Linked DNA regions of Homo sapiens: regions 1, 2, 3, 4, 5 and 6 are each linked to region 7. A link is a loop called in an ENCODE intact Hi-C map of the cell type or tissue named here. Cell type or tissue: mammary epithelial cell. All regions are shown on one strand. Region 1 has its middle 59 kb from the start of HMGA2. Region 2 has its middle 14 kb from the start of MSRB3-AS1. Region 3 has its middle 82 kb from the start of HMGA2. Region 4 has its middle 4.7 kb from the start of LINC02425. Region 5 has its middle 32 kb from the start of MSRB3-AS1. Region 6 overlaps HMGA2 (high mobility group AT-hook 2). Region 7 holds the start of LINC02454 (long intergenic non-protein coding RNA 2454).

Evidence for each region. Hi-C counts contacts between places; a loop is a spot of excess contacts. Peaks named below come from ENCODE experiments on the same cell type or tissue, not always from the same donor. Only the 100,000 strongest peaks of a DNase experiment are listed, where the experiment ranks them.
Region 1: a loop joins it to region 7, with 8 times the contacts of the local background. A loop is called at or near these places in 2 of 110 quality-filtered maps.
Region 2: it touches region 7 in a loop (4-fold over the local background); 9 of 110 quality-filtered maps call a loop at or near these places.
Region 3: a loop joins it to region 7, with 5 times the contacts of the local background. A loop is called at or near these places in 5 of 110 quality-filtered maps.
Region 4: a loop joins it to region 7, with 9 times the contacts of the local background. A loop is called at or near these places in 7 of 110 quality-filtered maps.
Region 5: it touches region 7 in a loop (11-fold over the local background); 20 of 110 quality-filtered maps call a loop at or near these places.
Region 6: a loop joins it to region 7, with 23 times the contacts of the local background. A loop is called at or near these places in 12 of 110 quality-filtered maps.

Annotation. Positions count from the first base shown.
Region 1 is chr12:65,763,531-65,767,530 of GRCh38, forward strand. It overlaps the pseudogene RPSAP52. Among named protein-coding and RNA genes, the nearest start is that of HMGA2, 59 kb to the right of the region's middle. RefSeq lists a silencer at 1,879-2,173. In mammary epithelial cell, no CTCF peak of the experiment used is centred here; DNase peaks (open chromatin) are centred at 1,701 and 2,081; H3K27ac peaks cover 2,805 bases.
Region 2 is chr12:65,654,713-65,658,712 of GRCh38, forward strand. No RefSeq gene overlaps it. Among named protein-coding and RNA genes, the nearest start is that of MSRB3-AS1, 14 kb to the left of the region's middle. RefSeq lists an enhancer at 1,714-2,913. In mammary epithelial cell, no CTCF peak of the experiment used is centred here; a DNase peak (open chromatin) is centred at 2,369; H3K27ac peaks cover 3,628 bases.
Region 3 is chr12:65,740,123-65,744,122 of GRCh38, forward strand. No RefSeq gene overlaps it. Among named protein-coding and RNA genes, the nearest start is that of HMGA2, 82 kb to the right of the region's middle. RefSeq lists enhancers at 1,390-1,890, 1,891-2,391 and a silencer at 1,391-1,440. In mammary epithelial cell, a CTCF peak has its summit at 2,168; a DNase peak (open chromatin) is centred at 1,389; H3K4me3 peaks cover 1,413 bases; H3K27ac peaks cover 1,185 bases.
Region 4 is chr12:66,033,756-66,037,755 of GRCh38, forward strand. It overlaps the pseudogene RPL21P18. Among named protein-coding and RNA genes, the nearest start is that of LINC02425, 4.7 kb to the left of the region's middle. In mammary epithelial cell, a CTCF peak has its summit at 1,734; DNase peaks (open chromatin) are centred at 1,746 and 2,846; H3K27ac peaks cover 1,158 bases.
Region 5 is chr12:65,671,936-65,675,935 of GRCh38, forward strand. No RefSeq gene overlaps it. Among named protein-coding and RNA genes, the nearest start is that of MSRB3-AS1, 32 kb to the left of the region's middle. In mammary epithelial cell, a CTCF peak has its summit at 2,037 (motif pointing left); no DNase peak of the experiment used is centred here; H3K27ac peaks cover 2,416 bases.
Region 6 is chr12:65,876,728-65,880,727 of GRCh38, forward strand. The region is part of intron 3 of HMGA2 (high mobility group AT-hook 2); the gene reads left to right. All of the region lies in intron 1 of HMGA2-AS1 (HMGA2 antisense RNA 1), which reads right to left. Among named protein-coding and RNA genes, the nearest start is that of HMGA2-AS1, 3.6 kb to the right of the region's middle. In mammary epithelial cell, a CTCF peak has its summit at 1,993 (motif pointing left); a DNase peak (open chromatin) is centred at 3,334.
Region 7 is chr12:65,600,550-65,604,549 of GRCh38, forward strand. All of the region lies in intron 1 of MSRB3-AS1 (MSRB3 antisense RNA 1), which reads right to left. It overlaps LINC02454 (long intergenic non-protein coding RNA 2454), which reads left to right and starts at 2,320. Exons shown (of 3, transcript NR_146529.1): 1 at 2,320-2,432. In mammary epithelial cell, a CTCF peak has its summit at 2,120 (motif pointing right); DNase peaks (open chromatin) are centred at 2,212, 3,172 and 3,552; H3K4me3 peaks cover 1,587 bases; H3K27ac peaks cover 3,134 bases.

The DNA of each region.
Region 1 (4,000 bases), 160 kb after region 7:
GAATACGTGGAAGTGGGCCATGTCTGGTTATACTGACATCAACGAGTATTTGAAAGGAATCGAACTACATAATTGTACCATTTTGCTTGTCAGTATTTGTAAAATATTTTTTGTGTCTTCTATGAAAACTCCCTCCAGTCATGAATGTTTTATTAATTTATTTGTTGCCCATCAACCTTATGCACACTGCTATATGAAACAATAGAGGAAATGTGGTCACTACCCTGGAGAACTGTGCTGCTCAGTTCTTGGACTCTCTTCCCATGCCTCAGGACCTGTTGTAATGTTTTGGTTATTTTTTAAAGTATTTCCTAGTAATTAAGGTGCATGTCTGAAAAATTATGTATAATGTCAGAGGCCCAAAACCTTGGGATCTGACACCGGCTGGATTTCTTTTTGCATCCTTGGGAACTTTGGCTGCATTTAAATTAGAAAACTCATCTTTTGAAACGACAGGCTTTTTTTTTCTTTTTTTTTTTTTTTTTAAGCCTCCTGTATTCTCTGTAGATCTTATTTGGCTGACTGGTTAGTCACCTGGTCTTTTAACTTGGGCCAAGCTTTCTCTGAATACCAGAAGGATTTCAAAAGTAGATGTTTAAAGACATCTGATCCCTGATGTATTGCTTAAAATCATCATCTACACATGTATATACATAAATATATTTTTAAAAATATTAACTTAGTATTTTTTAAGTATTTTCTATGTTAGGAAATATACTACATTCAGATTTTTTTCCTATTGAATTTAAAATCAAAACAGACATATGTGAGTCAAACAACAAAAACTGTAAAAATACCTGTATGGTTTAAAATGATTTGCCTGGGGAGAAGAATATCTTATGATTTGAAAATGGGAAAGAAGTTTTATCTTGGAAGGAAAAAAAGACATCATGCTTGAGGAAAAAGGATGAGTTTCATGTGTAGACATTGGGAATGGATTATGGGCATGACCCAGCAGGAGGTCGGAGCTGTCGGCACATCACACTGTGTGGCACCATTGTGAACTTGTTGATAGAATGTTTTGTAATTGTTCTCAAGTCAGCCAGTATATGAATATTTTGTCTTCTGAGTCAGCAAAGAGAAGAATTTTCATCACCTATTTCATTAGTATTTCCTTTCTTTTCTTCACCTGTAAGTGTCTAACAAAATATTTTATCTTAGGTACCTAATAAGTATTTATTGATGAATAACTTCACTGTTTAAATCAGCTCATTGGCATGTCTACTGATAAAAAAAAAAAGGGGGAGCTGGGCGTGGTGGCTCACGCCTGTAATCCCAGCACTTTGGGAGGCCAAGGCGGGCAGATCACGAGGTCAGGAGATCGAGACCATCCTGGCTAACACGGTGAAACCTCGTCTCTACTAAAAATACAAAAAAATTAGCCGAGCATGGTGGCGGGCGCCTGTAGTCCCAGCTACTCGGGAGGCTAAGCAGGAGAATGGCATGAACCCGGGAGGCGGAGCTTGCAGTGAGCAGAGATTGGCCACTGCACTTCAGCCTGGGGACACAGCAAAACTCCGTCTCAAAAAAAAAAAAAAAGAATGAACTTAAAAATTCTGGAGAGAAAAAATGCATACATTCCAGAATTGCTTAAAAGACAATCTTTAAAATGGTTCTAGATGAATTCATCAAAGTTGATTTCAGGTGATAGCAATTTGTCAATAGATGAATTGGCCCTATGACTCATTTGCCCATTTAATGATTCATAATTTTGTTCTGACAAGTAATAAAGTAACAGGAATGTGTGTTTCAGTAAGGCTGCTCAATATATAGCTTACTTTGGAGGAAGACAATTTCTTGGGTTTAAAAAAATTCAGATATCAGGCATATCATCCATCTCAATGAATTTTTTAAATAGTATAGTGAATTTTAAATAGTTTAGTGAAGTGAAACCAATCTCTCGCTTTTCCTGCCTCCTACAATTTACAGATTTTCTTTCTTGACAGGGAGAGAAAGGAGTTGCATTACAAGTATGGACTAGGAATATTTTTATACATGGATAAGGAGAGGCTTGTATGCCTGTGACTGTGAGTCATGAACTGATATAAATGGGAGTGTGAAGATACTCAATGGTTTTAAGCTTGGAATTTTTCAAGTGGTTGTGCCAAGAACTACAAAGCAACAAGTTCTTGGTGAGTCAATAATGTTGAAAATTGTTTTGTTGGCAAATTGGTTTTTTAATGAATCGGTAGTCAATCACTTACTACTTGACTAATTTTCTTCACACTGGTCTATCTCTTATGAAATAATCTTCCTTCTCCATTAGACACCCACTTATCCGGATGCCAAAACCAGCCTTATCTGGAAGCAGGTATATGAAGCTGCTGCCATATTTCCCAGCCCCCATAGCTTTATAATGATAAATTGTTTTATTCCATGTAAAGGAAAACAATCTTTTAAGATGTCTTTTTGGAGAATTAGTTATTGAACATTTCAATGTGATAACATTAAAAACAAGATTTCATTTTAACCACTAAAATGGCTTAGCCATAACTCCTAACAGAGGTATGGCCTAGAATGTAAAAGAAAGAACTTGGCTGTGTATAAAAGAAAGGGAGAGAGAAGAAGAGTAAGTGTAGAAAAATGAGTGAAAATACCATAGGCTGTAAGAAATAGAAGAAAGATGTCTGAAGACACAAAATGGCATAGGGCTATTGGAGGCTGGTAGGTGCTTTTGTACATGGGTTTGTATCCTGGTATGAGACAAAGAAGGTTAAGTGTATGTGCATCTTAAAGATAGAAGGTCCACTCTCCCAAAATATTCAACCTTTTCAAAATATTCGGCATCATATAGTGGCTAATAGATATAAGCAATTTCCAGGCTTGCTCTGTTGATATCACCCTATCCCTATGTCTTAGCAATTGGAATGGGGATTCAAGGACTGGAAAGCAGGGTATTGGGTCTGACATTCTAATGGCATTGGACAAACTCCTCTCCACTTGTGTTTTCAGTGGTGACAGCCAGAGATTAATGGCAAGAGGGTACTAGAATTGACTGTGTGAATAATGAAAGGTACTAGGGGTCACTGCCAAAATACTGATCTATATTCTTTTCTGTTATCAGGACACTGGCATCCACGGAAAAAAAAAATTAGTCTTTGTAGAAAAAAACTCTAGTATTATTCTACCAAGTTTCTCTTTGCAACTTGTGCAATGTGCCCAGAGTTTTAAATTGGTCTTTCTATTCTTCAAATAAGAAACTGTTCTTATTTAAAGAACAGTTCTTAGTGTTCTTATTTCAAGTATCAGTGCAGAGCCCAGATTTCTCTCCAACCTGTTTTCCCAACACAAAGAAACTAAACTTGAGGTCCTTGGAAATTCTGCTTGGTATGAGTCTTTGTCTTTCCATTTTATTTTTCTTTTTCCTCCTCTTGTTTTCACTAGATTGAACTCCATGCCTTTCTTCTTTGAAAAAACAGAGCTGCATCAGGCATGGAGATCAGGAAAAGGTTTTTTCACCTCCATGATTTTGGTAGCAATACAGACATCTGGCAGCAAGAAGTATAAAAAACTTCTTTACTTTTTTACTTTTTTTAAGGAAGCCATTATTTCAGGTAGAGGATATCAACTAACATATTCTTGCAGGCATTGAGCTCTTTCTTTCAAGACCTCCATTGCTGATCAAACTAAATATTTAAAAGGACATTCCTGTAAACAAAAACATGGTCTGCATTCACAAACCATTTTCAACAAGATCTCTTTCCAGTCAAGACTGACCATCTGCTTGCCATCTTATATTTTTTAATATTATTCTGTCAAATACATGCTCTGTCAATGCAGGTAAAGGAATACTTGAAAAATCTGAACATACACAAAACAGTGGGTCCAGATGACATGAATCCAAAAGTCTGGAGGGAATTAGCTAATGCAGACTTGCAAATAAGTGCCCCAAACAGAGCAGCTTCACTGTATTTTATCAAACTGCCCTTCTTTCAGGAAGTACACAGATAGTAAAATAAATACAATCAACATTCCCTTTGACTCTCCTGGCAGCGACTGT
Region 2 (4,000 bases), 54 kb after region 7:
TACAAAAATCCTAACATGTTGAATCTCTGTTTTAGGAGTTACCAATACATATTAAAGAAGGATACTTGACTAAAAACCTTTTGAAATGACTAAATAACTAATCAGGGTGCTTGATGTTAGAAGACCCTGTTTATGAAGATTTAATCATATACAAAGGTGATAATTGTTGAAATGATGAGAAAATAAAAAGCAGATATATCTCAGGTTTTAAAAATCATAAATTCTGTATAACTTCCGAGGAGCATAAATTGTACAGAAAAGTAGTACAGCTGGAAACGTTGAGGCCTAAGAAATCAATCAACGAAAACAGCCTGAACAAAGCAGATGATAAGGAAGAATTGAACTTGACACAGATACATTCAACACAGAAAGGTACTGATTCAAATGGCACCTGGAGCTTACGGATGGAATCCAGAGAACCAAGGAAGAATGAAATGCCGAGTTCAAGACTAAATCGTCACTGATATGGTCTTAAAGAATCCTTTTGCTAGCAGTATACGCTGTTTAATTGAGTGACTACGTTCTGGGAGATCCTAGCATTTCCAAAAAGCACACTGGTGTTTTGTAGTTGGTCTGTGGGGTTAATCTGATAGGTAGAAGCAGGGATGTGACTCATCGTGGATGGGCTCTATCTGAAGCAGGACATTTTGTTTACAACATTTATCATTTGCTATTGCAGTAGCAAAGACAGTTAGTGAACACAGGCTTATCAAAAAACTAGAAGAAAAATATAACAGTGCAATTCCGGACTATTCAAGAGAACTTCTCTCAGTCTGACTGGCTGATTAACTAAAAAATGGCTATCTATCTTTTACTCAATTTTAATGAATATTATTAAAAGAAATACCACAAATTAAAATCAACAACAGTTAAAGTGATACTCCGTAAGACTTAGAATTATAAAATTTGTCCCTGGGATATTGAATTTATTGAAATAATTGTTCCCACTTTCCCCTCACACAACTCTTACTAGCAAAAACTGCAATCTGTGAATCATTAGGATCAGAAAACTGACTGATGAATCAAATTTTGTAAATGTTTACCCAGAGAAGAAAGAATTGATCCCAATGAAAATTTAAATAAAATTTTAAAAGGAAAAACTGGAAATTGTTAAACTGTTCAAGAAACCAATCAAGATTTAAGAAAAATTGCTTCAGAAAACATTTTTTTACAAAAATGCATTAATGTTACTGTTCCCATTTGAAGGTTTGTTTTCATAACCTCAGCCTCAAAACACCTTCAAAGAATGTTCAGTCAAAAGAAGTCAGTATCAAATATATTCTGAAACCCCTGAATCTGGTATGTGGAATTCAATTTATGCCATTTTATCTCCCGACTTTTGCATATATTGTTCTCCCTGCCTCGAATTCCTTTCTCTGTTTTGTATTCTAAGACAACTCAAGATTTATGCTGCAAGACTCAACTTACAAAAATTGCCTACAGATTGGACCCTCCTAACCTTTGGGCAGAGTTAGATACTTTTACACTGTATGTTTTTGTAAGGCTCCTGCATGAATATTCTATCATATCACTATAATTTCTTGATTATAGGGCTGTCTCATGTACACTAGATAGGAGATTTCTCTAGGGCATGGCTCATGTTCTAGTCCATTTGTTATGAAATCTCTGGCACATAATAGACATGTAATTAATTATTGCTGAATAACTGAGTGGACATGTAAGTGAGGTCTCTATGCTACTCACTCATTTATTTCTCTTGTCCTTTATGAACAAAATCATCAAATCTGCACCGCAACTTTAAAGATGTATTTAAGAAAAAGTTCTCTCCTATACATTCAGATTAGTACTAAACATGTATTTTGTGATGTCTCTCTATTAGCAACACCCCTTCCTTTTCTCCTCCTCCCTATCTATCATCAAGAAAAGCAGTGCATTAATGGGAATCCACTTGAGACTGGGATGGCCGGCTCAGGACCTCTTCTCTCTGGGTATTGGTGGGGGCATCCCTAGAGTGTGGGAGCACTTTCTGGGAGGTCCAGAGGTTAGGTCAACCAAGGGCTTTTTCTTTCCATCCCTTCTCAATTTGACTCTGGATTCAGCTGAATATAGTTAAAGGATTAATTGCCATCATTTTGTTCCCTAAATTAAGAGTCATTGTGGTAAGAACCAAGCATAGCAATATGGGCCAACCACAAAGAAATAAATTACTTTGTAAGTTTCAAAAGATTTTCACCAAATTACTGCCCTGTGCAAATGATGTTGGGGGGAAAATTTTGTTTGAGAAACATTTTCTTTTGTGACTATAATAAGGTATGTGTACCCCTGCTGAGATATGAGTCACATCCCCTGTGTTAGGAAACTGTGGATAGTTTTTGTGGGTTTGGGGTTTTGTATTAAATTTTCAGTGCCTCATGTTTCCTATGACTGATGAATGGATCATCACCTGACTCATAGGCTCTTTTGCTATGGATCACCGAAGTGCAGCTTTTAAAATTCAGTAATGTGGCACCCAGCTGCTCAGAGTTTTAATATGGAGCGAGTAACACCGGAAACATGTAACCAGTGCTTTGAAATGTACATTTCTGAAGTCACCTCTTCCCAGCTTTTTGCAGAATTATAATTAAACTGGTCTAGACTAGTTTGCAACTCCTATTTTTAGAGACCTACAGTGCCCCTTTTTTGGTCTAAGTAGGGATACAATAAACATATGGGTTTGTTTTTTCCAGATTAAAGACATGCCACTGACCTCAATTTCAGCATTCTAAAAGTGAACATTTATTTATTTATTTATTTATTCAACAAATACTTACAGGATGTCTACCTTGTATTCCACTTATGGAGATAGTGGTACTTATTTAGATAGCCCAGTGTGACTGAAGTTCAGATTATGGGAATTTGTAGGGAGAGTATAAGGGATAAGATTGGAAAGAGCAGTCAAGAGCTAGATCTTAAAGAACCTGTGTGCCAAGCTACAGAGTTTGGGCTTTATCCTGAGATCCAGGAGGAGCCCTGAATTGTTTCCACAGAGGGGTGAAATGAGACCTTTTGCACCAGAGTTGAGGAGAAATTAGATGAGGGCAAAGTAAGATGTGGAAGGCAGACCAGTTAGGAGCCTATCATCGTCATCCAAGAGGCAGATGGGGTACAGCCAGAATGAAAGCAAGATCAGTGGGCATAGAGCTAGAACTAATAGGACCTGGCAATGAATCCTGGACTGTGGTTTAGAGTCCTGGCAATCAGACTCTTAATGTTGGAGCCCAACCCCCATCACCACCCCAAAGGCAGAATCCTTGGTTCTCCTCTTTTCTCTGGAAACACACACTTCCTTGCAATCACAACCAATTTCAGGATGACACTCAAATTTATATCTCCAGCCCAGGCATCTCTGAACTCTAGACTTGAATATTCAACAGTCTATGCAACACCTCTATTTGGATGTTTAGCAGAGCTATTCAACATACTATAACCCAATCTGAATGGGAGACCTTCCCTGAAACTTGGCTTACCTTCAGTCTTCTCCATTTTTGTTAGTAGCAACTCCACTTTCAATTGCTTACATCTGAAACTTTGATGTAATGGTGACTCCTATGTGTGTGTGTGTATATATATGTGTATATATATGTATATATATATGTGTATATATACGTATATACATATATACACACATATATACATATATACACACATATACATTTATATATATATATTTCACATTCAGTCCATCAGCACATGCCCTTGGTTTTAACTTTAAAATCTACAAAGAATCAGATCCCTTCTTCCCACCTCCACCACTACCACTCTAATCAAAGCTACCACCATCTTACTCCTGGATTAGTATAATAGGCTCCTAACCTGTCTACCTGCTGCTCCCTGGCCCTTGCAGTCTATTCTCTACACAGCAGCCAGAATGATGCAACACCCCCGCCAACCTGTTATTTGAAGCTTTTCGAGCATACAGAAAACTTGAAAGAACAATACAATATAAAATGTCTTTTGCAGCTTCTTTTTCTGATCCAAGATCCAATCAAATGCAATTTGA
Region 3 (4,000 bases), 140 kb after region 7:
TAGCCGGGCGTGGTGGTGGGCGCCTGTAGTCCCAGCTACTTGGAAGGCTGAGGCAGGAGAATGGCGTGAACCTGGGAGGCGGAGCTTGCAGTGAGCCGAGATCGCACCACTGCACTCCGGCCTGGGTGACACAGCGAGACTGCGTCTCAAAAAAAAAAAAAAAGAAAGAAAGAAAAAGATGTTCTGAAAGAAACTCCAGGATGAGCAACTGCCTTCAAGGGCAGAGGTTTTAAGTTGCCAATAAAATAAAATAGTGACAAGTAAACACTGCGCCTCATCAAGAGGAGCAAGGCAGCTTCTGTTGTGTAGCCGATGTTCCCATTTTCAGAACGTAGATGTAGGTGAGTGAGAAGAAAGAGGATATATAAACCGTCTTCCAGCTCAAATTTGAAATTAAAAGAAAAAAAGACCTAAAAGAGGGGGCCTGCCCTCCACCAACAAGGCAGCAAACCTTGCAGCCTGTGGGGCTTCACCATAGCACAAACCAAGCACCTTTACTTGCAGCTCTCTAAGGGCCCAGATTTGAGTTTTGACTCAGAGAAGAGAGAGCAGAGGTCTCTAGAAATGCCTGTTGGGTTTGAAGAATGCTGATGACATTTTTGCAACTATCCTTTATCATCTGTTTTCTGTACTTCCACCACTGGCTCCACCTTTTTCTTTCTGCAGTTCAAAATCGTTCTGTGAAATATCTCCTCCATTTCAAATCTTGGCTCTTCACCACTCAGTTTAAGAGTAGCAAACACCTTGCAGCCTGAGGTTCCACCTTGAACATGGAGAACATTCAAACACAATATGGGGGAGGAGGCGACCTGCGTGACTTTTAACATCCCCTTCATATCCTCCCACTGGGCGCATTTTAAGCGCCAGCGCTCACCACATCCGGCTGCCCCACCGCCCGCGCCCGGAGCCCCAACATTCCCAGTCCTCTCCCTTCTCTCACTTCTAGGTCAACAAATATTTTAATAGGTCCTTTTGAACAGATGTGGCCTGTAGATGTATGCAATGACCCCATCGGAAATAATTTGGGGTGAAGGGGGAAGGCGACCTTCCTCTCCAGGAGAGCCTTTATTGTATAATCTCTAGTTAATGAGCCTCTCTCTGGGCCTCAAACCGGGCGAGTTATTATCCGTGTCTGCAAGTCTGGAGAAGAGGCTAAGAAGCAAACCTCCTGGGTGTCCGGGACCACCGGCCTTAGCCTTCTCCAAGCCCAGGGCAGGGCGAGAAGAACATGGCCCGGTTCCCCTCGGGGTCTCTGGCCCAGCTGCGGAGGGGGAAAGGTGATCGATCTTGCTGGGGGCCACCGCTAGCCCACCGCTTCCTGCCGCGACCTGCCGCGGCGGCCGGAGCCCGGGAGCTTCCCATTGGCTCACGGGCCGACGCCATGCAGTCTGGGGGGGCGTGGCCGGGCGGCGGGGCGTGGCCAGGCGGTGCGGGGAACTGCGGAGAGAGGAGAGGAGAGGAGAGGAGGGGAGGGGAGGGGAGAGGAGTGGAGAGGAGAGGAGGGGAGGGGAGGGCAGGGGCGGGGCGGGGCCGGGCGGCGGGGGCGCACACCCCAATCTCCCTAGCGCTGTGGGGGTGGCTGCAGCTCCCCGCGCGCTCCCTCCTTTGGGGGGGTTTCTGGGCTCGTGACTTTTTTTTAAATAAAGAATGAGCGGATGCCCGTGACAAGTTAATAGCTCTCGCCGCGCTCTAAAGTTAAGTTGTATCTCCTTCCCGCCGCGAGTCTCCTTCCACAGACCCGCCGGAGCTGCCGGGACGGGCGCTGCGCGGGACTGGGCGTTAGGTGCTCCCGGCTGGTTCCGGCGAGCAGCCCCCACCCCTCGCCCACGCTCGGGGTTAGAGACCCCAGCACCCCACGCAGACGGCCCGGGCTTAGACCTCTCCACGTCGCTGTGGCGCGCGCCCCGCCAACACCCCCACCCCACGCGCAGCCCGTGTCTTCTTTACCCCCGCGCACTTAACGCAGGGCGCACGCACGCATCCCGGCCCCCTCACACTCACACTGCGTCTTCTGTCACACCCCCTGTCGCACACACACTGTTCTCTGACTCCCACCATCTCCTGTCTCACACCCACTCCAGTTTCGTGTTGAGCGGCCGCCAGTTCTCCCTCGGTCGCGCCGGCGCACGCTCGTCCCCTTCTGCCCCGGAGCCCGCCCGCGCCGCACGGTGGCCCCTTGCGCTGGCCTGATCGTGGGAACCAGGCGGGGCCCCAGCGTCCCTGCCCCTGCCCGGTCATCCATCTCCCTCCCGGTCGGCCAGCCGAGACTTCAAAGGCGCCTCCTCCGGCCGGGCCTGCCAAACCCCGACGCAGCCTGGATGTGGGCCGGGGGCGCTCCCCGGCGGGGGGAGGCCGGGCCAGGGCGCGTCTGGGGCCGGCTCCGTCCTTAGTGCGGCGGCGGCGGACTCCAGAGCTGACCGCGGGGCCACCCCCGCCGCGGCCGGGCCACGCGCGGGCCACCCGGGAGCTTCTACCAGCCCAGCGAGCACGCGCCGGCGGGAGGGGGGCCTCATTTTCATGGCAAGGGAAATCCGGATAAGGATGGACTCCTTTCGGAGGAGAATGGGAACGCGCTAGTCCTGGTGCCTGACCCTCTCTCCTAAAGAAAATGAGTCTCCCCTGGAGCTTAAGCCATATTTCCTTCGCCTCCTTTCCTCCTTCCCATTCGGACACCCCTAATTGACAGGCTCTAATCCTCGGATCAGAACTACTTCTGCCTGGAAGATTTGGCCGGCTTTTCCTTTTCTCTCAGCGTTCCTGCAAAGCCAATTCGTTCTGAGCTGCACTGATGGCGGGCTGAGGGAGGAGGGCTACTTCCAACTTCTGGCACCACCTGGGTGGTCGCCGTAACCGAGTGATTCCTTTACAGCTATTTATAATCCTTAACTTTATGAAGGTTCTTTTGCTTAGAAGAGTTAAAGAAGGTTTAAGTATTCTATTTTGGCACTGATGTGGGGCATAGTCACTGAATGATATTTATCTATATTCAACTAGACTATGAATTTTTTGAGCATAGGGGTGTGTTAGTTCGCAGGCCGCAGATTCTAGCATAGGGCATGGCAAATAAATTGTAGCTGTGCAATCAATTATGTTGAATTCAAATGAACCAGCTTTTTGCATGGAGCTTTCCAAACACTTTATCATACTTAAAAATGTTATGTAAAGCTTTCCAAGAAGGAAGGAAAACAGAAGGAGAAAAAGAAACGGAGGATGCAAGAAGGAATCCCAGAATCATTTCAGATCCTTTGAAAGAAAGAGGTTAGATTTAAATCTCAAAGCTAAACCAGACAGATCTGCATATCTGAGAACACAGAAGCCCTAAAACCAATATTAAACATCATCTCAAGTTCATAGTGTTTTCCTGGCTAACAATGCTAGCTTCTCTTAATGTAAGTCTCTAACTTTAAATTGTCCTTATTACTTTTTCTGTCGTGTCTTGAGCTATGAACACAAGGCTAGACTGGACACAGATTGTTCAAATCTAGAAATTGGCAACTTAAGATTTTTATCTGTTAGCCAGCTTTTATCCCATTTAAAGGAAAGGAAGGAGTTAGCATAACCATATTAACTGTTTAGAAAAATTGGTGGCAGTATGGAGGATTCAGTAAAGTGCCTCCAGAGTAACCCGTGGCGGGACATCAATGAGCATTAATATCCTTCTGTAGATCATCTACAATGTAGACAAATGTTTTCATCCAACAATACATTTTTGAGACACATCCATTTTGAGACGTGTAGGGATATACCATTGAATGAATATACCAGAATGTATTTATTCATTCTCCCATAGGGACATTTAGTAGGCCTTTTTTTTTTTTTTCTACTAAAAATAATGTAGTGACATCTTTGTGGTGGTGGTCCCCTTGTTTGCAGATGAAAGTGTTTTCTCTTACTTTTGTCCCTAGAAATGAAATTGCTGGGTTGTAGGGTTACATACTTTCATCTTTACTAGATATCAATCACCAAACTATTCTTCCAAGTGGTTGTAACAGTTTATTCT
Region 4 (4,000 bases), 430 kb after region 7:
ATGAAGTGTAAGAAAGTGTCAAGTGTGTACTTCTAGCCCTGGCCCTTAAAAAGACCCATGAGAGGCCGGCATGGTGGCTCACACCTGTAATCCCAGCACTTTGGGAGGCTGAGGTGAGCGGATCCTTTGAGCCCAGGAGTTCAAGACCAGCCTGGGCAATGTGACAAAACCCCATCTTTACAAAAAATACAAAAATTAGCCAGGCATGGTGGCATGCACTTGCAGTCCCAGCTACTGGGGAGGCTGAGGTGGGAGGATTTCTTGAGTACAGGAGATGGAGGCTGCAGTGAGCCCTGATTGTGCCATTGCACTCTAGCTTGGGTGACAGAGTCAGACCCTGTCTCAAAAGGAAGAAGAAGAAGAAGAAGGAGGAGGAGGAGGAGGATACGGGGAGGGGGAGGGAGAGGGAAGAGGAGGAAGGGGATGGGGAGGGGATGTGAGAATCCCTCTCTTTGCTCATTGGCTGCTGAATAAAGCAGACCCAGCACAGGCCTCCCAGGGAGGCTCTGATGGATAACAGAGTCTCTGAGGGAAGATGCCAGGACACCTGAGTCTGGCAACTTAAAGAAGAGCTGCCCAAGCAAGATCAGCCCCAGTGGACTCTCTCTCTCTCATTATCTATCTCTCTCTCTCTCTATCTCTCTATCTATCTATCTATCTATCTATCTATCTATCTATCTATCTATCATCTCTCTATCTCTCTATCTATCTATCTAATCTATAGATTAGAGACAGGGTCTTCCTCTGCTGCCCAGGCTGGAGTACAGTGGCATGGTCATGGTTCACTGCAGCCTCTACCTCCTGGCCTCAAGTGATCCTCCCACCTCAGCCTCAAGTAGCAGGGACTACAGGTGTGTGCCACCATGGCTGGGAAATGTTTTAATTTTTTGTAGAGACAGGGTCTTGCTATGTTGTCCAGGCTGGCCTTGAACTCCTGGACTCAAGTGATCCTCCTGCCTCAGCCTCCCAAAGTCCACTGGACTGGACTTTTTATGAGAAAAAAAATTAAACTAAATCAGTGAAATTTGGAATTTGTTTGTAACAACAGTAATTAACAATAACTACCCTTATGAAATAACTTCTATGAATTCAGTGATCCAAACAAAGATTAATATTGGTGCAATTATTTGAATATTTTACTGTAATTTGTCATAATTTTTCTATTAAAAATTATGAAAATAGAATAATAAAGGTTTAAATACTAGTAACAGGAGTATCATGAACTTAATATAATACAGAAAAGAATAATAATTATTAGACATATTAAAAGTGATGTCTCTAACCTCAGCCAGGCGCTCACTTAAGCATGTTGACTACACATTCGGTTACAAAGAAAAATAAAATTAGAGAATGTGTGGGAGATGCTAGAATTCTAATCATTCAACTATTGTGTCTAAAAAGCAAGACTTATATCAAAACAGGATCCCTTGCCCCTTTTATATTAAATCCATTGTTTCACTATCTTACAATCAACTTGCAGGCATGTTTTCAGGATCAAAAGACAAAAGTGTCCTTTTTCTTATTTTTAAATATAAGAATATTAAAAATCAGAAAAGTTGAACAATTCCCCCAAAGTCTTGTTAATAAATAATAGAATTAAGATGCATTTCAAGATTGGCATCAGCCTAAAGCCTTATTCTTTTCATTATACCTCACTGCCTCTCATCTCTGTAAAAAATTAGGATGTCTGCCTGTCTTTGAAGAACAAAATATGTAAAATGAATGATCTTACAGCGCCCCCTTTGAGCACTTTGATTCTATGATAAAGACATTTCCATCATTTCCTGATGTTGTGAATGCAGGAGGCTCATGAAAAATGTCCCTTTACTACAAAGGTTGGCAAGTGCTCAAAGATATGGCTTTAGTCAGCTATGCCATGCTGTCTTTACTAAACAGCATTATTTCTAGGAAGAATTTCTATTACTTTAAAGTGGAAAATAAAGTTACAACAACATTAAAGAGTATGTTACAGTTCCACGCTCTATTCTGTTGGCAGAAAGCTTGGTCTCTGCACCAGCATTCTGCCCCAACTGGCCATGTCTCAGGAGAAAAGAATTCCTCTCATCTCTCTACAGCAGCCTTTTCTGCTTAACTTAGACCCCCACCAAAGCCGGGTGATGAATACAAAAGGTTTCTAAAGAGAGAAATGGCAAGGAGAGAGCTTGGAGACACCGTACCTCTTGAAAAGAAGAAAAAATAAGTAAATAGTTTATTATCATCATGGGCCTTGGAATGACATCATAAGACCATCCTTTGTCACCTCTGCCATTTCAAAGCCAATGCGTATGAGCTATTTTAACTGAAAAAATTATTTTTCATTGACTATCCAACAACTTTGACTTTATACAGTATTTTGAGAACCCATTTTTATAATAACTCAGTTCCACAGACTTTTGGACTCATTCGAAAGTGCATGTAGTGGTCAGACTTTTGCTTGTGAGTGATATCAGTGTGAAAATAAGCTTTAATAAAGTTGCCAGCATCCATGGACCTCTGTACCCATAACAACTTCCATGGCTTCAGTTCTGCCAAAGGTTTTGCTTGACGGGTATTTCCTATGAAGCTTCTCCTGCTTTCCCACCCATAGCACTGTTCTATGGCCCACACGGGGCCAGAAGCAGCCACTAGGAGAAATTATTGGTCAGGCAACCCTCCAGTGCCGCAAGCCCGGCCCTCCCTCTTCATGTCCCTGAGCTGTGTCCAAAAATAGAAAATGAGACATGATGATGGATTGAGAGTAGGAAGAAGGGAGGGATCTCGGGGTGAGTGTTTAAGTCAACACAATGGAATTCCACCAGCAAAGGCTTGCTGCATAAATCACTCTTGAGAGAAAGTTGGGCACACTGGGAAGTGTGTTGGGGCTTCCAGGCAAGTGGTGGATGGGCACTATCAGGAGGCACACCCAGAAAGAGGTGGTGCAGTGTGGAACAGGACTTCTCAAACTTGAATGTGCCCATGAATAACCTGGAGATCTTGCTGAAATGCAGGTTCTGACTCAGTTGTCTGGGGTGAGGCCTGAGATACTACCTTTCTAGTAAACTTTCAGTTGACAATACTTTGAGGAGCAAGGATGTAGAAAGTAAGAACACAAAGTCCGATTTCAGAACCTATGAGCTGTGAAACCTTGAGCTTCAGTGTTTTTATCTGTGAAATGGAGATTGTTTTAAGTACTCTTGTATCAGATTATTGTGAGCATTAAGTGACATGATGTCATTTACCTGGGACATAATAAAGAATTCAATATGTTGATCGCCATCAATATTTTATTTTTACTCATTTGAGCATTGGGGCAGCTTCCAAAACATTGATCTGTCGATTTGATTTTTTAATGGTGAGACGAGGTGCGCAGAATGAAGTGAAGTCCAGGGTGGAGGGATAGGAGTAGGTGGAGGAAGTGGGAAGAAAAGTAAGCCTGGGAAGGAATAAAAAGAAAGATCCCCCTTTCGGCCGGAACCACCATCTTCCAGTAATTCACCAAAATGACGAATACAAAGGGAAAGAAGACAGGCACCCAATATATGTTCTCTAGGCCTTTTAGAAAACATGGAGTTGTTCCTTTGGCCACATATATGCGAATCTATAAGAAAGGTGATATTGTAGATGTAAGAGAATGGGTACTTTTCAAAAAGGAATGCCCCACAAGTGTCACCATGGCAAAACTGGAAGAGTCTACAGTTACCCAGCATGCTGTTGGCATTGTTGTAAACAAACAAGTTAAGGGCAAGATTCTTGTCAAGAGAATTAACGTGCATATTGAGCACATTAAGCACTCTAAAAGCCGAGATGGCTTCCTGAAACGCGAGAAGGAAAATGATCAGAAAAAGAAAGAAGACAAAGAGAAAGGTACCTGGGTTCGACTGAAGCCCCAGTCTGCTCCACCCAGAGAAGCACACTTTGTGAGAACCAATGGGAAGGAGCCTGAGCTGCTGGAAACTATTCCCTATGAATTCATGGCATAATAGGTGTTTAAAAAAAAAAAAAAAAGACCTGTAAGGACTGT
Region 5 (4,000 bases), 71 kb after region 7:
TAAATTTCTCTTGTTGCTTAAGCAAGATTGAATTAGATTTTTTTTTCCTGTCACTTAAAGCCACTGCCAACATGGCGAAGCCCTGTCTCTACTAAAAATACAAAAATTAGCTGGGTGTGGTGGCGGGTGCCTGTAATCCCAGCTACTCAGGGAGGCTGAAGGATGAGAATTGCTTGAACGCTTGAACTCGGGAGGCAGAGGTTGCAGTGAGCCAAGATCGCGCCACTGCACTCCAGCCTGGACAACAGAGTAAGACTCCATCTCAAAAAATAAAATAAAAATAAAATAAAAAAAGAAAATTATCATTTTAATTATTTAGCTGCCTGGTGGAGATGATGTGGTGGATGGGGCAGATAAACATTCTGAGCTGAGGTTGTATGCCAGGGACATTTGGATTTTATTTCATGAAAGTGTAAATTATTTCATCCTTTGGCCAGAATGCCATCACTACCATGGAATTTGTACCATGCCACAAAGTTCCATGGAGGGTAGGAGTGGGCAGGAATCCGATGTTTTCCTTCAAGAAGATAGGGCAACCCGACCAATCTCCAGAAAATACATTGATTGTGGGGAGTGGGGGATGAAAAGAATTGGAGGAAGGAATAGGAAGGTCCCTAGGTGATGTTGGGCAAAGCTACTGGAGGCAGCTAACCTGCGTAAGTGAAAGGACAATGGGGCCATTTAGGGCGGAGACTGGGGCAAGAGAGAGCTGGTCAGGAATGCAGGGAAGTGGCAGGGGAAAGAACACTTTCCAGATTGCATTCCCTAGAGGTTCTCCTTCCTTGAGTTATCCTGGACTTTCTTCACAAAAATAGGAATTAGTATCTGGTGGAAGTGATTATATTTGCCTAAGGCTGTGCTATACTAAAATAATATAGGGTGAAGATTTCATAATATTCCCACTTCAGTCATCACCTCACAACTTTACATTTCAATGTCTGACCTTGGGACAGCCCCTTCCAGTATCACATTAAGAATATTTAAAAGAAACAGGGAAGCCCACCAGTAAGTTAGCATCTCCAAAAGAATAGTAGTTGTCAGCCCAGGAGGTTCTATATTTTCAGCGGCAATTTAACACCTTGTCTAAAATTTTCAAGCACTTGAAAAATTCTTGTTTTACTCTTTACCAAGGTTTCACTAATTCTTTCCCCTTAACAGATTAAAAAAATGGCTTATAGGTTGGAAGATTCCTTTTGCATTATGTTAATAAAATAACACTTGACATGTTTAATACTAATTATATCAATGGGTTGAAGTAATAAGTGAAATAAAACCCAGTGAAACTTGTTTTTAAAAACATAAATAAGTAAATGAAGAGCCTACAAAGATATTAATGGTTTCCTTGGTCTTAAATTTTCAAGTGTTATTCAAAGCTCTTTGGGGACTGTAACCATGGAAGCCTATAGAGTTACTGTTACTTGTATTTGGCAAGATTCTCCATGTCAATTGTACAGTAAAGGCTCAACAAGAAAGAGAAATCCAAGGGAAAAAAATTGGCAGAAACAGAAGCAAATTATCCTGGTTTCATGTACAGGCTTTATGTACATGACTCAGAGAGGTATGAGGGACAGCCATCACACTGAATAAATATAAGAGGTGAGTTTTTGGAAGAAATTCAGATTATTTTTTATTTAAGGGAGTTAACTCAATTTAGCTTGAAAGAGTATTTATGTACATTAAAAGATCAGATATATGATCATGTTTTAGGAAAAATTTAAAGATTCTAAATATGGCATTACTTATAAGTATATAGTATGTGTGTTCATACCTACAAACATATCTGAAATTCTGATGAAGAAAATGTGGTTTATACTTTTAACATCAGTTCTAAAATTCACTTAGGAAAGTTCTTAGGAACTCCTAGAGATAAAAACATTAATAAATAAAGCCTAATTTTCATGAATGCTTATACTCAAGGGCTATTCAGCCTGAATTACACAACACATTTTGAGCTTTGTAACTCTTAGAGTGCATATAATTTTTAATTGACTTTTCCTTGGCAATGTCAGTATGTTTGTATTATATTCATGGGACTCCCTCTGGTGTATAACTTAACACATGAAAATTCTTGTTTTACTCTTTACCAGGGTTTTCTTGCAGCCTGATGGATAAGGTGTCTAATTATGAAGTACTGTGGAAAGCTCTGGATCAAATCATATGTTTTTATTGAAAATGAGGTCATGTTGGGTTGTGTGATATAACTAAATAATCAGTTAACCATTTATCCAAGCCAAACACAGAGTAATTAGGTTTGGTAAGATGGCTTCCTCCTTAAGATCCATAACTCAGGCCTGGTGGTTTGGGAACAATATGGATAGAAATTGTGTATGTTTTTCTTGGACATTTCAGTGATGGTATTTTCTAACTAAACTGTTTTTTAGATAGAATTTAATTTTACATTCATTTTTACTTTATGTGGCATTTGCTAAAAGAACATTTGCTAAATAATTATCTAAAATTATGTGGTCCCAAAATTTATTACTCAAGTAATAGAAGTCACAGGTAAACAACGACTTGGGAATTTCTGGATAATAATTTAAACAGTGATACCTTTAATCATCCATTATAATATTTTTGATAGTAGATTTTTAGATAGATCATGGAAGTATACATTTCAAATATATTGTTACATTTCCCCCAAAAAACATTGAAATGCTCTAGTTTTAATACTCTGCCAGTTCCAAATGCTTGTGATTCTTGTGTACTTATGTCTAGTGCTTGCATTTTATGCTGATGGAAAATGACACAGATGCTATATTTAAGTTCATTTGTTTGAATTTTGTCAAAACAACAAACTTAGATCAGTCAAAAGCTTTACATCCAAATAATGTGTAATTTTTAACTTTTTAAGGTGGGTACTTTGGCATAAATTCTTAAAATATAAGATTATTACACTAAAGAATTAGTATTCTCTTGTTTCTCTTCTTGGGATTATAACTGTACCTTCTATGAAGATACTGAAATTTGCTGTGTATTTCATAGCAAATATGGTGGATGACCATGAAAAACTGTTTTATAATTTAGCTTAGGCCTACTAGATAGTTTTTACATTCAACATTTATGCCTCAAAGGAGTATTGTAGTGTACCATTGTAGAATTTCCATATTCATCCTAGGTTTACTACTGATATGACTTCAAAAATGTGATATTGTCAAAACTGTGCCAGCTGTGAAATTAAAATTGGGCATCCATGAACAGCTGTATTGAATAGCTTGACATCTGTGAAATCAAAAGTGTATTTCGAATTCAACTTTCAAACCACAGAATTCAAGTAAGCAAAAACTGACCATGTGTTAAAAACACTTGAAACTCTTCCTCTTGTAACTGTTTATCTACATTTTAAAAACTCTGTTTACATTGTAGTAACAGCTGTGTTTAAAAGGGACATGACAGAGCAGACTAATTTATAATGCAAAACTCTATTCTAAAAAAAAACTTCTGTTTGAAAAAACACTTCAAAAGAGGGCAAAAATGATTAAAATAGACACAACCATTTGTTTAAACTATGACTTTCTCAAGAAAAAACAGCCTAATGTAAACTGGCCTATGCATGTTCCAAGCAGCTGTTCTGTGTAATGCCTCTACAAAACCTTTTCCTTTGGGGGATGGGCAGAAAGAAAATGAGAAACTGACCATAGCAAAAGGTCATTGCCATTTGAGAAACTGCACAAATCTAAGGATGAACTATTAACTGTTTTTGAATTGTGCCAAGTTCATTAAATTAAAAACTGAGGAAGCAGAGCCAGTGACCAGTGATCTTACAATGGAAAAGTGGAAAAGTCATTCCTGACCATTCATTGGGTTTCTATAAGAAAACCACAAAACTGTTCAATAAGAAAAAATGTACAAATAAATAAGTCAGTTTGTCTATGCTGTACCATATATTAGCAGATCTTTCCTTTTACTCCTTTTTTCTAAAAAAGTTATCATTGTTTAGGCATTTGTAGACATGACACTAATGCCTCTTTTACTCCATTCCAGTCGGTTTCTGTTGGTGTTT
Region 6 (4,000 bases), 280 kb after region 7:
TCAAATTAAGGTTTTGAGTAGAGCTTTCCAGACAGCCTCCGGAAACCATACCCCATAGCAACACATGTCCCTAAAGCACATTATATTATGTGGTGCTCTACCATAGATGCCCAGTATTTGCCACAGAAGGAACAGAACTTGTCTTACCCCATGAGTAGGCCAATTGGTCAGTGGAGGAGTGACAGGTGAGCAGTCAGTGAGGTGCTGGAGGAGGGTGGATGTGGGGGGTGTGAAGGTTTAGGAGTAGAAAAAACTCACACTCGGGGCTCTGGGTTGCTGGGTGCTTTCTTTGCAGCCCTGGTTTGTGAAGTGATTTATGGGCCATACATCACCTTCCTGGTTGGCTTTGTTGACACCTTGTCACATTCTTGCTTGGGCTTGAGGAATTCATTGTTCTTGTTTGAACTGATAAGAACAAAAACAAAAATGAAGAAAGAAAAAAGAAAGGTTTTCTCACTGAGACCTTGGGAAAAGCTAAGGGGGTGGAATGTTGACGTGGAGCGGCAGGCTGCACTTTCCCAAGCAATGCAGCCCTGCGTCTGCTGGCTGCTGCAGCAGCAGGGAAGCTTTGCCTTTAGGAGTTCTGGCAGAAGCTTTATTTGCCCTGTGGAAGTAGTTTCCTGGCTTGGAGCTGTTCCTTTTTGCTAGAATGGTACTGTGCAGAGAGGCCTTAGGAGGGGTCAAGGAGAGAGGTTTTCCTTTGAGAACTGGGAGACATAATGGCTGAGAGGAGATTCCAATGGGAGGTAAAATGACCCCGGTCACTGGGAGAATGTAAAACACACGGTGACTTGATGTGAGCTGGTCTCTCCAAAGTTCATCCCGCTGTACAGCATGCATTTTGGGCATGGTGCCATGCTGACCTTTCCCCTTTAATGTGTAGTGCCCCATGCTTCACTTAGTATTTTGGCAGCCTGCACACAGAGGCTAGCATTTGAGCCCAGTGCTTTGAAGAGAGCAAAAAAGTTTCAGAATGAGAACTCTTCAAGTCACTGGTTATACATAGGGTATTATCTCCCACGTCAATGGAGCAATGGATGACCTGCCTGGTTTTTTTTTTAGGCCTCTTCCCTTTTGTCTTTGCTTCAAAAAAAAAATTAATAGATTAAATTATTTGTCATCCAAGAGAAGTAAACAGGTCAGATCCTATGTTCCATATCATGGGATTGTAAACGCTCATATTTCCTTTTGTGAAAATTTTTTCTTTAAGAGCAGCCAAGCATGAACATACTGCATTCACTAATATTCTCTGTCATCATGCTACTGTTGATTGAAAGGAGAAGAACCTACTTGCACCCCAGCCAAGGGTGAGGTGTCCTGGGGAGTGTTCACACTTTTGTGTTATACTGTTAACAAGTTCATGTGTAATGTAATAATAAATCATTTTACCTGGAAGCGCCATTCACACATCCCCACTATGAACCCCATTTTGAACTGGAGCCATAGAAAACTGTTTTTAAGCTTCTTAAAATGGTTCTCTGCAACAACGTTTCTTGTAGAATGAGGATGCATAAACTTGTTATAACATACTTGACTTTCCAAGTGGTCCCTGTAAACAAGGGATGCTTGAAGAACTGCCAAGCTAGGTAGCCAGAGATTGGGATTGAAGAGCTGACATTGTTCTAACACTGAATGCAAATGGAAATGACCTAATACATGTGTAATAGTAAAGCTAATAAACGTGTAACTGTATAGCAATTGCAGGATTAAAATAAGAAGCAAATTTTGGAAAGCGCACACTTTTTCTTTTGGGTCATCTACCTTGCTATGAAGTGATATTTTGAATAACATTTAAATATCTAAATATGTGTATTGCCATTAATATTGACATCAAAGTTTCAACACATATCTGTTTTAAAAAATCTACAAGCCCAGTTTCCCCAGTTTCTTTATAACTCTGATGAGCCTGCTAGTTCTGCCTTTGCTTTTTTCCCAACTTGGAATCTACTCTGGTTTCCAGAATTAGGTTTATTGACAGTGTTTCACTGCTCTCTGCTGGAGAAGCCCAAAGCCAAGCCAGGCATCTAAGGCTCTAATGACTTGCAAGGAATGCAGGTGAGATGGCTCAGCTGATAAACTCCCGGCCTCTGAAATTAAACTCAACACAAGACTTATTCATACTAGTCGAAGATCACAGTTTACAAGCTATGCTGTACAGGCTAGAAATGGGTTTCTCAGAGAGTAGTATAGGTAAGATAGAAAGTGTAATACTGCCTAAGCTCCAATTTCTTGCTTCGAATGTTGTCCTTTGTAAAGATATCCTATATAATGTTGCACAGAAACTGTGCAGTTTCTCAAGTCAATTTTCATCCTTCCATTTTTGACACATAGGTATAAACTTAATTCTGGTATGTACATCTGAGACAGTAATCAACCATTCCCCTGAAAGAAAAAAAATAAAGACTTTTTTTTATTTTTGAGACAGTGTCTAGCTCTGTCGCCCAGGCGGGAGTGCAGTGGCATGATCACGGCTCACTGCTGCCTTGATTTCCCAGGCTCTGGTGGTCCTCCCTTCTCAGCCTCCCAAGTAGCTGGGACTACAGGCATGTGCCACCATACCAGCTATTTTTTTTTTTTTTTTGGTAGTGATGGGGCTTCGCCATGTTGCCCAGGCTGGTCTCGAATTCCTGGGCTCAAGCAATCCACCCACCTTGGCCCCCGCAAAGTGCTGGGATTACAGGTGTGAGCCACCATGCCTGGCAATAAAGCACTTTTAACTAAAATATATCAAATTTGAAACAAACTATATATAAAGTTTTTTTCTTCTAAACTTCATATTTAGTAAGTGCATGGCCAGAAAAAAGAGAACAAGAGTATGTACCAAGTAAGCAAAAGTGTGTTATGACATTTTTTTCCTGAAACTTTTCTAGGTAGGAATAAACATTAATTTACATCTTCATTTGCATGAACACAAAACTCTACTATAATCTAGATGCTATACTTCTCAAATTTAAAACAAAAGTACAAAAACAAAAACAGTAAACACTTTAGGTGAATGTTGTGTTAAATGTCTATATTGAGCGTATATGTACACATATATTTATGCATATGTGGATGTGTGTTTATACATATATTCTATGTATATATCCTTGGGTGGGAACAGGGTGCAAAGATCTAAGCATAACATATCTCCACAGGGATTTATGTTCTTTTCAGTCTGGTATCTTTTAACTTAAAAACAACTCGATGAATAGAAATCATAAAAGCCATCCTTACAACAGCATTAAAGTGCTATTCTATTCTGCAGCATTCCAAGTGAATTATTGCTGTGCTGTCAAAGAAAACAAAAACATTTGAGAAGGACTGTTTATTTTACAGTGGTTGACCAAAAGTATGCAAGTGGTTATAAAAAAATGTAGACAGCTAACGATGGGAGGTGCCACTTGCACATTCTGAAATCCATTCACAAACCTTTGACACTAACTCTTGATCACTGGAGATAATATTAGAAGCAAAGCATTTTTCACGGGGAAAATCCTAGCACTTTGAAAGCATTTCAGGTCAAAGCAAATAAATAAAACCTCTATCCCTCATCCTGTATCACTGGCATCTCCTCACTCACAGAACCTAATGGCATGATTGTTTTTTCCCAAGAAGAGCAAGAAAACTTTGCAAAAATATTTCTCTCAGAGGTTATGGCAATGAAGGATTTTTGTGCCATGAAACACGTGTTGCCCTTTGTATTTAAAGATTAAAATAAAAACTGCTGTTGACAATGTTAATAGATTCTTTCATTAAACAAATATTTCATTTTAGAGCTATATGGGAAATTAGAGACCTCAAACACAGTCCCTGTATATTAAAGATAACAAAATGTATACTTAGGGAAGATAAATGACTTGCTTAAGGTCACACAGCAGGTAGCATGGAAGGATGAGTTAGAAGTACTAGTTCAGTGTTTGTATTTGTATGTTTTGCCTCAGAATCAGACAATGTACAGTTAAGACCTCATCGATATCTCCCGGTAAATGCTTATTTAATGTTTAAGAATTTTCACTGG
Region 7 (4,000 bases):
TACTTGACCAATAATGGTGAAGTAACTATGGAGAAGGACGTTTCTTGGAAAGGCTTTCCTTTCTTCTGACTGACATGGTGGAGGAACACAATCTTATTTCTGCCTTAAGGCTAATGACAATCTTTTGATACAGCATTCAAGGTTTTCCATGATTTAGACCCAGTTTTTCTTCCACTCTTATCTTCCACCACTGCCTCATTTCAGAATCTCTTTGCCAGCCAAGTGGGTATTTGATATAGATGAAGAATAAGGCATGAACCATAACCTTTTAGGAGTTTAGGGTTTAGTTAATAAAATAAGACTAACATACATAAAAATGAATGATGTAAGAGGGTTATGTAATGAAGGTTCATTAATATGGCATAAACTGTAGAGTTTATATGAATTTGAGAGAGAATGGATTAGTCAGAGAAAGCAATGTGAGCTCAAGATGGTTCTTGAAGAATGGGGAGAATTTCCATAGATCTGGAGAAAGGATGGAGGAGAAGAGGAGAGGAGGATGCAGCTAGGTGAGGGAAATCAAAACAGTGGATTTTTGCAAATAGGAATGCACATAGTGTTGGTGGGACCATAAACAAACCAACATGAATGGCAAAGGCAGTTCATGTTGAAGAGTAGGAGGAAACACATTTGGAGACACAGAAAGGAACTGGGTTGAGGTAGGCAACTTAAAAATAGGCAGAAGCACTGAAATTTGGTGGAGTATAAAATAACCATTGAAGGCTTTTCAGAAAACATGTGGATAAACCATCTGTCACTAAACTACAGATGACTGAAATATACATCGACTGATTTGTTTTTTTACTATGCATATTGGGGTTTCTGTTCAGCATTTGTCCAGCTTTCAACAAATCTTTATTGAATACCTATTATATGCTGGACAATATGGAGAGTGATAGCACTACAGGACAGACAAGATCAAAATCGTTTCAATACTCCTGGATCTTATATTTCAGAATTATTCATTTTCATTATGTTCTTTTGGCCCAGATCACTGTATCTCAGATGGAAAAGTTTTCAGTAGAAGTGATATCTTCACCATTCTGGGTTTGTAAGTTTCTTTTGTTTAACTTAGCCTTCCGGGAAGTTGATACTTGAAGACACAGCACTGTAATCCAGGAGACGCCTTGTCCGACTGCTCCAAATTGGTCAGGAGCCTCTCAGCAGTGCCCTTGACACCTTGTGCTTCTCCTTATTTCTAGATAGCATTTAGAAATAGCATAGTTTTGTCATGTCCACTTTCTTGGCATCTGCTATCTACTCCAACTAGATCATGAAGCAGGATATCCCAACATCTCTGTAGTACCACCGGAGGTGATCGACAAATGTTGGTTAAATGAAATTAATGAATGGAGGGGATGGATATGACTTTTCTTTACCTGAATATGTTTTTCTCTGGGGCAAGTTTTTGGTAGAGAAAAGTAGGGCTAATGTAAGAGAGAAAGATAAGTTCCTTCTTTATATATGCGATAACATTTTTGAAATGTAACTGTGCTTGGCTTTTCTTGTAAGACTAATTGGAATGTGGTTACAGAGCTGGATATCTTGTTTAAAGGTGATTTAAAAATGACAGATCCCATACATTTTTTCATTTCCTTAACAGCTGCAATGTTAGCCTACTCCATAAATCACAACAGTTGGTTCTATCTTAATGCCATAGGTATTTCAGTAATATAGACTGTTCAATAAATTATTGGGTAGTTATTAGAACGAGGTAAATTTGACTTAACATCTTAATTTGACTTAGGCATCTTCCTGGAACCTTCTTGCTCTGAGGTTTGGATGAAAAACACTTTGGATATCACCGTGAGACTTGCTACTTCCGATTCATTGTCTAGTATTCTCCTTGGCAGCTTTGCAAAACAAATCTTGGAAAGCTCCTAGAGAAAGCCATTCTTTTTAGAAAACTTGGAGTCTTTTGAATTCACGCTGGATGACAATGACAGTGAATGAAAGTGTTTGTCCTGTTTGTATATTTGCCTGCTGCTTTGCTCATTCACTCGCTATTCATTTTTTCCAATGGATTATTTATTTATTCAATTTTCAAAACTTAGCAAATATCCTAGATTTCAAAGTATCCTTGTACCCTATGGTTATGGGAATGTGTCAGCCAAACTCTAGGTGGCGCTCCACATCGAATTTAGGAGGCAGGGGAAGGAGTGTGGCAGTGGAGCTCTCAGGATGGCGTCAGAACCACAGAACACCCAGGCTGATCCCGAGAGCTTCCCGTGTGGGGGCGGAGGGTGGGGCAGAGCAGGATGTGTGCTTGGGTTTCACTTGGAAAAAACATACATCATATTGCAATATAATTTACTTTGAGATTTCAATTTGGAAAATGGCATGGAAATAATCCAGCTTGAACATCGTCCTCCTCACCTCCTGGACTAGGGCGAGGGCCCCTTATATTTCTTCATGGCAATTGTGTCACAGTTGTAAGTATTAAAGTATTTGCTTAATTATTTGTTTGATATCCGCCCACTTTGGACTGTAAATTTCACAAGGCAAGGACCTGGCTGCATGGCTCATAGCTATTTGCCTGCTGTCTATCACAACACCTAGCAAGTGACAGACGGTCAATAAATGTTTGTTTTGTTTGCTTATTTGGCTGCTGCTCCATTCATTTGCTTCACTGGGTTATTCATTTTTTCATTCCTTCGTCTCCACCCTTCCCTTCCTGCTCCACCCTACCCTTATCTTCCATCCCCCACTCCAACTCTCCCAGTCCTCCCAGCCCTCCCATCTACCCCATTCCCCACCCAGTCCCACCCTCATTTATCATAAGTCTTAAAAGTTAAGAAACCTAAGGGGGCTGTAGTGGGGTGGGGCAGAAACTAAATGTATGAAAGCAATCTTTAAATAGTCGGATTCTCAAAATCCGGAGAAAGAGTATTAAAAGGTAAGAAAGCAACAGTTTTGCCAATGCAAAAGGGAAAGTGTGGCCCCCTCAGCGGTCATTTCCCCATGCACTATGGCTTTCCTAAGCAGGTGCTGCACCTCCTGGGTTTTGGCAACTGGATGCAGAAGACCGGCAGAACTCTTTCCTCTGAATGGTCTGGACTGGGGACAATTGGCTGGAATCACAAGTGGCTTCTTTGCTCACTCTAGCGGTACTTCAGCTTTCATAAACAGCCGGTTCCTGGAGCTGTAAGGTTCCAGCACATCGGGGATTTCCCTTTGTTAGATCCTGACCCGCAGAGCTGTGTCCCAAGCCAAAACTGTTGTGTTCACCTCTTAAAAGGCTTTCAAAGAAGGAAGGGAGGGAGGGAGGGAGGAAGGGAGGGAAGGAGGAAGGGAAAGAAGGAAGGAAGGAAGGAAGGAAAAATTCTGGAAAATATCAGTTGTTATTCACAGACACCTAACTTGCCATTTTTAAAAACACATTTTAAAGTTGATATGAATCGAAAAAAAAGTTATTGTGATATTGGCAGTCAGCTCTCTACTGAAATGATGTGAGTGGAAAAACAAGAGTTTGGAAGAATGCGTCCCCCAAAATTCTTACATTGTTACCAACCACAGAAACAAAACATAGTGCTGGAAAGGAATTTCAAGTCATAGATGCCAAACCCCTGATTGTGTAGATAAAAATAATGAGGCTCTGAGGTAAGTGACTTGCTCAAAGCCACTCAATTCAGGAGTTAGAGCCAAAATTCATGACTTCTGGCCAATTCTGGGCCCTTGCCACTCCACAAGCTGCAGTTTTTCTGTTTTAGCTAAAATGAGTTTCAAACAGCCTATCCACCATAAATGTATTTCTTCAACTCTCATTCTCTTGTATAAGGCCTTACAGGGGACCCAACTTCTAATGTTGAAGGAAAAATATTGCATCTTTTAAAAAATGGTCAAAAGGAAAGGAAACTTCTAGGCATATAAATGTCACATCACCCTGTAAGTAGGAACCCATCATTATTGTGTGGGTAAGAAAGAAATAATTAAAGAAACCAATTTCAGTTAATTCCACATGTAGTGTATGCCTTTGAAAAGCATCCAAAATATTTTCCAA